Linked DNA regions of Homo sapiens: region 1 is linked to region 2. Evidence: chromatin contacts called from ENCODE Hi-C or POLR2A ChIA-PET data. All regions are on one chromosome and are shown on one strand. The core of a region is the stretch at or near the end of the contact, and the rest is flanking DNA. Distances in the headings are between cores, read along the strand shown. Region 1 holds the start of EXTL2 (exostosin like glycosyltransferase 2). Region 2 holds the start of SNX7 (sorting nexin 7).

Region 1 (4,173 bases), core at 496-2,995, 2.2 Mb after region 2:
TGCAATTAGTTGGTAGGAGAGATATAAAAACATATTTAAAAGTTCAGGGTAGAAATCCATTTTTTAGTTTAAAAATGTTCAATAGTATATGTATTTTATGATCTTATAAACCGATTTAATCTTGTAACATACAAAGGAATTAAGAATTCTGATTGGTGACTTGCAAGATACCATTTGAACAGAGTTGAAGAATCATTTTTGATTTTCCAATACGACATATTGAAAGGGCAAAAGGAATGGCTTAGTATTTATGGAAAGACTTACTGAGTGACAGCTGTCCCTTCACACTGCTCCAAGGGCATCCCTTGTGTAAATTTTAAACATCACAGAGTTCTAAAAGACGAGACTGATTTGCCTGTCACAACCCCCCCCTTTCTTCATAACTACTCTTTTCCATAAAATTCCTCCAGGGAAGGAACTTTTTATTTATCTGGCTTTGTATCCCCAGCACCCAGCACAGAGCCTGGCACATAGAAGACATTCATTAAATGACTGTTGAATGAATGAAAGAAACAAATTTGATATGACAACAAAGATAGGTTAACATATATGGGACAAACATTATTTGACAATGACAAAAGAAGTGAGGCACAGCCTGACGTTTTTCACTCATAGAACTTTTCCTGATTTAAATAGTGTCCACCTACACTTTTATATTGCAAATAAAATGCCTTTAGTTTTAAATTTGGTCATTATGCTCTTTAAGACTGAAAGATGTGAAGACATCACCATCACTTTTTGAAAGGAGAAGGTCCTCATGGGAATACCTATCATATATCTTGGGGGATGGGGAGTGGGGGAATTTGGGAGTCTCTGGAAACTGATGTAACTGAAATTAAACTTCAATTTCTCGTACCCATTTCAAAACTATTTGAAAAGAGGTAATGTAGGTTTCTCCATAAACCACTTAAGCGATTTCTGATTTGTAGCAATACAGTATAAAATATAGGACTTATTTTCAAAGGCAGAATACAAAAAAGTTCAAAATGCAGCTGACCTTGATGAGTTAGGATTATGCTGGAAATCAGTTGCTGAAATTTAATTATTTCTATTACTTCTCCCGCCTTCTCCCAAGTTAAATCATATTGAATAAGGGCGTTTTGGAGAAAAATCCAATTACCATAGAATTATTTATCTTTAAACTATCTAGTTTGCACCCAATTAATTTTTCCTCAGCAGTGCAGTAGAGTAAAATTCAAGGTCTACTGCTAATACAAAAACTTCCTTCCAAAAAAAGAGTAAATGCTACTAATTTTAAATATTTCTACACTTAAATTAAAAGAATGAAATATACGCTAACAAAGGCAAATACAAAATACTCTTCCCAGAACTTACTTCTGAAACCTAGCTGTTTTTACACAGCAGTTTTAATTAACATTTTTCAAAATTGTAGAATAAGTACATATTTTCAAAAATAAAACCACCGAATACTCCATACACACACACAAAGTTCTCAGAACGAGAGCAAAACATGCATATATCCTCACTACAAAAAGAAAAATACTAATACTGGAGCATTTTGCTGTGTCTCCTTACCTCGAGTGCAGTAGATTGCAGTAGGGCCAGCCGATTTATTTCCCTGCAGCTTAGTTATCATAAAACGGAAGGGGCGTCTCGTTTGCTCATTTTTGTTTTTTTTTCTAAACCAAGTAGCGTGCATCTATCCTTCTCCATTAGCTGGATTAACAACCTGGAAAAAGTGCCGCCCGCAAAGTGAGCGCCTGGAGCAAGGGACAGTCCCCGAGTGGCCGCCCCTCCCTTTCGGTGACGCTCCACTTCCTGTCGGCCTAAAAGGCATTCCCAGGAAGCTCGGTTTTGTAGTTTCCAGCCCACCTCCGAAAGCCAATCCTTTCCTCCATTTCTTCTCCAAGGTAACAACTTTTAAACATTCACGTGACGGACCACCTTCCCTCAGCCAAACAACTTCCCTGAAAGGCGCCCGAAGGAGCCTTCCCATCCACCGCGGGTGCCCAGGAAAGGCCTGTGGGGCTCTCCTCCCCGCGCTCCACACGCCCTCGCATCCCACCGAGGGGCCAGCTTCTGCCTGCACGTTGCTGAAACTGGCCTGGAGGTTCTGACAAGAATTAGAGCGGCGGCCGTTGCCCCGGGGATGACCTGGAAGCGAAAGAGACCGGCACGAATTCTAGAGTTTCGGGGTTTCCGCGGGTTGAGATTGTACGGGAAACAATGCATTAACCAAACCTAAAAATCAAACAAACACGTCTGGTAGAACCTACCATTAAAAAGCTTCTTTCCTATACTACGTTTAACAGCCTTTATTTTGAAAGACATTGATTGATGCCAGGCATGGTGGCGCACGCCTGAGGTCTCAGCTACTCCGGAGGCTGAGGAGGATCACTTGCGTCCGGGAGTTCCAGGCTGTAGTGAGCCTCATTGTGCTCCAGCCTAGGTGACAGGGCGAGACCTTGTCTCTTAAAAAAATAAAGAAAGAAAAACATTGATCGCCTCCTGCGTGGCAGTCCAGAAGGGTCAAGCGCTGTTTTCGGGGTGGCGTGGAATGGATTCCTAAGATTTGGGCGCCCATAGAGTTAACGCAGCAAAACGATCACTTGCGTTTCCTGCGGACTGGCGGCAATAGAACACGTGGCTGCCTAGACTCTTAATCACTGATATCTACCACACCAGGATTTAATGCCAGTTGGGAGGAAATGGCGAAAGGGCAGGCGCTGGAGCCCATGCATCCGGGAACACTGGTGGTAGGCGGTCGGGTGGGCGTGAGCGGGCTCTCCATCTCCCAGCCCAGTCTGCAGGTCGCCACCTCAGGATTTTCTTCCTGAGTCCGGGTGGCAGGATTCCATCCCAGGTCAGCCCCTCACACCCCCTGGTAGTTGCCACCTCCTGGCGTCCCTCCAACAGCTCCAGCACCTTTCTCATCCCGCCCCCGCCGCAAGCCACGCCCTCCGCCGCGCAGGCCCCGCCCGCGACCGGCCTCCCTCCTTTCCTGTCCCAGGACGCGTTGCGCGGCCCGGGCCGGAAGTAAGCGAATTCCCGGGTGTGTGTCTGTGTCTGTCTGTGTCTCGCAGCGGCGCGCGGCCCCGGACAAGCGCTGGGGATTCCCGTTTGAGGCGTCACTACTGTCACTGCCATCACCCCACGGAGCCACTTCTAGAGGGGAGTAGACCCGGCCCTTCGCCGGGCAGAGAAGATGTTGCCCCTGTCCATCAAAGACGATGAATACAAACCACCCAAGTTCAATTTGTTCGGCAAGATCTCGGGCTGGTTTAGGTGCGGGGTGCTGTGTTTGCGGGGAGGGGGTGTCCGGCAGAAAGGGAGAAGGCCCAGACCTCAGGATGGCCCGAGGTCCAGTGAGGGAGAGTCAAAAACTCCCCGTCAACCCCTAGCTGTGAAGAAAGGAGCATGTGAACTGGGAGGGTCTTGAAGAGGGTACCCAGCCTCGGGGTCCCGGCACCTCCTTAACTCTCCCGGCTCTTTTCCACGTGTATCATTCCCAGGTCTATACTGTCCGACAAGACTTCCCGGAACCTGTTTTTCTTCCTGTGCCTGAACCTCTCTTTCGCTTTTGTGGAACTACTCTACGGCATCTGGAGCAACTGGTAACCAAAGGGGAAAATGGTTTGGGCGGAAGCTGGGTGTGAGGGAGACGAAGCACTGTTTGCTTAATGCCACGTAGCTCCTCACTAGGAGGTTCAGGTCCTACCTTTGTTACCTACCTCTGCTGCTGAGTTGCTTTCTCATACCCACACCAATCTGGTAGGGCTACAGTTCTTGAGTAAGATCTGGGCCTATCCTGTGCAACCTCTCTTGTCACGCTCCCCTCCAGTTCCATCAGACAAGACTGACAAGCCCCTCCTTATTTTAGCAGATGGGCAGAATCTTTCATTTCTAATTGTAGGCCTTAGGTTTACCCACTTTGTTGGAATTGGGAGAAACTTGTTTGCTGCCTCTCTCGGGGGGGAGTGGCATTTGGATTTCACCCTTAAGATTCTGAGAGAGTATATCTGAGATGTTCTACTTAGTTTGTTATTGGGGCTTGGAATGGGAGGTTTTATAAAGTGATATCGGGAGGAATATGTGTCATTCTCTTCTCTCTTTAATGCCGAAACTGTCTCATGATTTTCCTGTAGTCTTAACTGCGATGTAAAAATCCCATATAGTTTCTAGAAACAACATTTCTTGGGTTTTGGTGGCACC
Region 2 (4,649 bases), core at 1,143-3,642:
ATGGTGAAACCCTGTCTCTACTAAAAATACAAAAAATTAGCTGGGCGTGGTGGCGCACGCCTGTAGTCCCACCTACTCAGGAGGCTGAGGCAGGAGAATCGCTTGAACCCGGGAGGCGGAGGTTGCAGTGAGCAGAGATCACGCCACTGCACTCTAGCCTCGGCGAGGGAGTGAGACTCTGTCTCAAAAACAAACAAACAAACAAACAAAAAAACCCAGTGATAGTCCCACTTAATAGGAAGCTGAGACTACAGGAGGAATAGACATACTGCTTTGGAGTTGTACTAATAATGAGTAGGTTTGGGATTATCTCCCTTTGAGGGGCTGTGAACTGCATGCTCAGGTGCTCAAAGCATGGAGGTAGGGGGAGTATGTGAAGAAAGGTAATATTAATTGGACAGCCAAAGGGGCAAATTATAGTCACGTTTTCCCTACTCTTCTTCCTCATCCTACCCCTCTTCCTATTTTTCTTGTTTTTGGTTGACAAGCATCAATATGGCCTTTCTATGTTTAGAAAATTCTCTGCCTTAGGAATTTCCATGAAACTTGGCCAGATTGGCCAAGCACACATACTCTCCAGGGTTTTAATACTAGAAAAATCAACACAGAGAAACAGGGTGATGGAGACATTTTTGTGGCAGTAATAGCAGGGAAGTTCTCAGAGGTAGCTGTGGTACTGCTGCCAGGGAAAGCAACTGGAGTCCAGTAACATCAGTGTTAATGACAATATTGACACTGGTGAAGATGGTGTGGCAACCAGTATCAGGCAATGGTAGCAGCAATGTCTGTACCACTGGTTCTGTGGCCTTGCTTTTGGCTATAATCCAAGCTGTGCAGCCTTGCTTTATTCTGCCCATTTTCTGAGCCCATTCTCTATGGTTTCTAGCAATTCTGTGAGTTACAGCATTATTAAGAATTTCCTGGTTCAGATTGCAATTAGAAAACCTTGAATCTTCCTTACTAGTCAGAATAAGCTTATCAAGGAAAAAATAAAGTCTTTTAATAACTTATATTATTTACAGAAATTAGCAGAGAGCATTTTGAGAGTACATCTGATACTGTGGTTAATACATATCAGGATCCTCAACCTGAAAATGTTATCATTTACTAAGGAATGGAAAACTTGTACATGAAACAAATACAATCTGCAAGATGGAATAAAATTAAATGCTAAATTGAGAACAGACTGTCATTTAGAAAGTCTTTCTGAAAGAGATGGGACTATATTTAATTTCTGAAGGATGGGCAGGAGATGGCATTTAAAGTACAGAAATCATCAAGCACAGAAACAAATGTGGATACTCATGGGGCAGTGACCAACCTGACTGAAGGGTGGGTGCACGTCTGAAATCAATGGGAATACATTTGAATGATTAGGAGATAATATATTATTAAGGCCTTGCCTCTAATCAGAAATAAAGATATTCTCTATTTCCCCAAATAAGGAATTCTTACATAGAGCTTAATGTATTTAAAAATTTTTAAATGGGCCTACAGAAAAGAGGTGGGGCTGACGGAAGTAAATAAAACCTGAAGATAAATTAAAGAATATATCAACGTGGGCAAAATTTTCCATTAGTTTTGGAACTTAGTTTTGTTTTTGAATAATAAGCAGTTAAATAATTAAAGCTTTGCCTTGGCAATGCAAGGACTGAAGATTATTTCTCGGTGGCAATTTTCCAGACTTGCTAGTTGTCCTTGGGTCTTGGTAACATTCTGCTCATTAACTTCAGGAAGACGTCCAGGAGTAAAGATGCATTTGAAAGTGGCTGAAAATAGTTTGTAAAGCTCAGCTTTCCTGGCTCGACAGTGAAATGACCGCACAGGCCAGTCACTGGGTCAAAAATCAATTAACAAAACGGGAAGTTTTCATGTCTTTATTTTTACATTAGCTCGAAAATCACAACCAAGAAGAAAGGCAACCACTGAATACAGGAAATACAGTATTGTTATTGCTGTTTTTTTTTTTTCTCTTGGCAAGGCTGGGTCGGGTGCCTTCCAGCCTCGCTGTGGATCCCGCGAAGTGGACGGTTCGCTTCGTGGCTTCTTCCCAGACCCCGCCACTGCGGAAACCGTCACTCGGTGGCCCCCGACTGGGTCAATGCGAGGACGCCCACCTCCTACCTTTGAGTCTCTCCTCTTCTCCAGGGTACAGCCAACCCTTTCTCCAACGTAGCCGGAGTCCGAGAGTCCCAGTTCCGCCCCTCCAGCCCGCCCCAGGCCAGGTGGGGATGCGCCCGGCCCGGGCCAGCGCTGGTCCCGGCAGTTCCGCGTCTGCGCAGCGGGCGAGGGGCTGGAGCGGGGCCGGCCGGGGAGGTGCAGGAGACGTGGGAGCCAATGGGCACGCTCGGGGGAGCCGGGCTGGCGGCGGCGGTGGCGGCCGGCTGGGCGCGCACTCTCGGGATGGAGGGCGAGCGCCGGGCATCGCAGGCGCCCTCCTCGGGCCTCCCGGCCGGGGGCGCCAACGGGGAGAGCCCGGGGGGCGGCGCCCCCTTTCCGGGCAGCAGTGGCTCTTCCGCCCTGCTGCAGGCGGAGGTGCTGGATCTGGACGAGGACGAGGACGACCTGGAGGTGTTCAGCAAGGTGAGGGCGGCGGCGGCGAGTCCCGGGAAACTTCCAAGGCAACTCCGGGCGTTGCCAGCATTGCGCCGACGGCTGCCTCTGGCGCGCTTGCCCTCCCGGGGCGGTGGCTCTGAGCTGGGGACGAGTGAGGTCCCCCGGGCTGCTGGACCCCGCCTGCCAGCTCTGGCCGCACCCGGGGCCGCGTCGCCTCGGGGCCTCAAACCGCAGCCGCTCCCTCCTCCGCACTTTGACCTTCCGTTCGGCGGGGCTGTGGCTTAGTGGAGTCTGCAAAGTTGTGATTTGTTTTCCCTTTCTGCTTCTCTGACACAGACATCTTCCTCGCGGCAGCTCCCGAACCTGGGAGGCTGGTGGCTCAAAACCGCTCCCGCCAGCTGCTTTTCGGGCGAGGCCAGCCCTGAACTCTGGGAGAGCAGCCAAGTTTAGAGAAATTATTCTTAATTTAGTGTTGTTGCTTGTGGATTTGAGACTTGGGTGAGTCTCGGGTCTTGTGGGAATAGGTTCTAGGAAATCTCCCTGAACAGGAGAAAACGGTTGTTTCTAACAGGAAGCTCCTCCGCTGAGGAGCTAAGGATTTTTCAGATGGTCAGCTACTGCCACCCAACCCACAGCCAGTGCTTTCGTTTTTCCTTGCCCCCGGGAAATTTAGGACCAAAGGCTCTTATTTGCTTATTTTACTGTTGGAGGGAAATTGACTTGTGGGGGCTAGTGGTAGACTTTTGGTACGTGTAGACTGGTGTTTGTAATTTCTTAAAGGGTTTTAGAAAAGAAAAATACCTTTCTTGCAGGGAGGTTGAATGTCACTCCAGTTTCTCAAGTTGCTGCTGAGAGAAGACCTGAGTTCAGATCACAACGCTGTATTCATTACTAAGAAGCCTGTTCATTTTAACGTTACCTGGAGATATTAGGTAAAGCAAACGACCTACTTAACCACCGCATTTACTCTGGGAGAGCAAACCAAAGTTAGGAAGTGACCATGCATACTCTGACTCCAAAGAGGAGTATATAAAACTTATTTCTACTTCGGTTTAAATGGAATGATAGGCCCAGGTTTGTATTCCGAATATTTAAACAGACTATCACAGTTTTGTGCTCTTGACTTTTCTGTTAAGTAGTAAAACAATGGAATTATTTTATGTTTAGTTGTAAACTCTGCCTTTTTATATTCCACACATACTTCATGTTCAGATCAACGACAGTTGGCCAGTTGGTTATTTACTTTCTTTCCTTCTTTACATTGCTGTTTGGATAAGGAATATTAGTCTATGGTTATGCATTGTGAAACTTTGGGATGGGATGTTGGAAATAGCAATGGTGTATCAGAATCATCAGGGTTTCTTTCTGGTTTTTTTTTTTTTTTTTTTTTTTTTTTTTTTTTTTTTTTGTCGGGGCTGGACCCATCTGGCCTCAAGGGATTCTACCACCTCCAGCACCCAAAGGGTTTGGGATTACAGGCTTGAGCCACAGTGACTCGGATTGTTTTAAACTTGTCAAGTGGTTTCTCTTTCCCCAGATTCTAGGTGTTCTAGCTGACTCTTAAGAATCAATGTTTAAATGAGGTCCTCTTGTCAGAGGCAGATCCAAGGTGAAGCTAATGAAATTGAAGCTTCAGCGCTATTCGTTTGCTTAGACCTCTGGGCGTGTTGGGGGTTGCTGGAGTCGCAGATGTTCTAGGTGGGAAGGAAATGACAGGTCCCGACCAGAAGCATTTCTAAATAAGCATTTCTGGTGAATTGCCTAAAGCTCTCTCAGACTAAGGAATCTAGATCTCCATGGCTCCAATCATTTATTGAGATTTCTTTTCTCATTCTGAATAATGTGTTTTTCCACCTAATTTTGTATTCTTTTAAAAGGGGACCTTCCAAACTCTAAAAGCCCGTACACCTGGGTCCACCCTGCTTGTTAGTGTTAACTGCGCGTGTTGGATGCTTAGAAAAAGTTAAGAACAACTTCTGTAGAAACTGCCCACATAGATTAAGGCAAAGATATAATATTAGTGAAAATCCAACAAGAGTAGTTGGAAAAGTTTAAAATTAGCCACTTTCATCCATTTCAGTAAGTTGAATTTC

Evidence for each region. A loop is a pair of places that touch in the nucleus more often than their neighbours do. ChIA-PET counts read pairs that join two places held with the same protein, here RNA polymerase II (POLR2A). Pooled maps may share reads with other maps.
Region 1: a map of ascending aorta shows a loop between it and region 2 (10-fold over the local background). The contact joins the promoter of EXTL2 here to the promoter of SNX7 in region 2. A Hi-C loop is called at or near these places in 1 of 168 maps with a recorded cell type or tissue (ascending aorta) and 6 of 50 pooled maps. POLR2A ChIA-PET finds 5 or more read pairs at or near these places in 1 of 52 experiments (MCF 10A).

Annotation. Positions count from the first base shown.
Region 1 is chr1:100,893,097-100,897,269 of GRCh38, forward strand. It overlaps EXTL2 (exostosin like glycosyltransferase 2), which reads right to left and starts at 1,746. Exons shown (of 5, transcript NM_001033025.3): 1 at 1,537-1,746. SLC30A7 (solute carrier family 30 member 7) reads left to right here and starts at 2,994. Exons shown (of 11, transcript NM_133496.5): 1 at 2,994-3,246; 2 at 3,474-3,575. The coding sequence starts at 3,167. RefSeq lists enhancers at 1,078-1,801, 1,802-2,524, 2,419-2,488, 3,039-3,288, 3,339-3,498.
Region 2 is chr1:98,659,329-98,663,977 of GRCh38, forward strand. It overlaps SNX7 (sorting nexin 7), which reads left to right and starts at 2,393. Exons shown (of 9, transcript NM_015976.5): 1 at 2,393-2,583. The coding sequence starts at 2,404. It overlaps SNX7-DT (SNX7 divergent transcript), which reads right to left and starts at 1,444. Exons shown (of 1, transcript NR_189290.1): 1 at 979-1,444. RefSeq lists silencers at 2,195-2,334, 2,355-2,474, 2,705-2,774.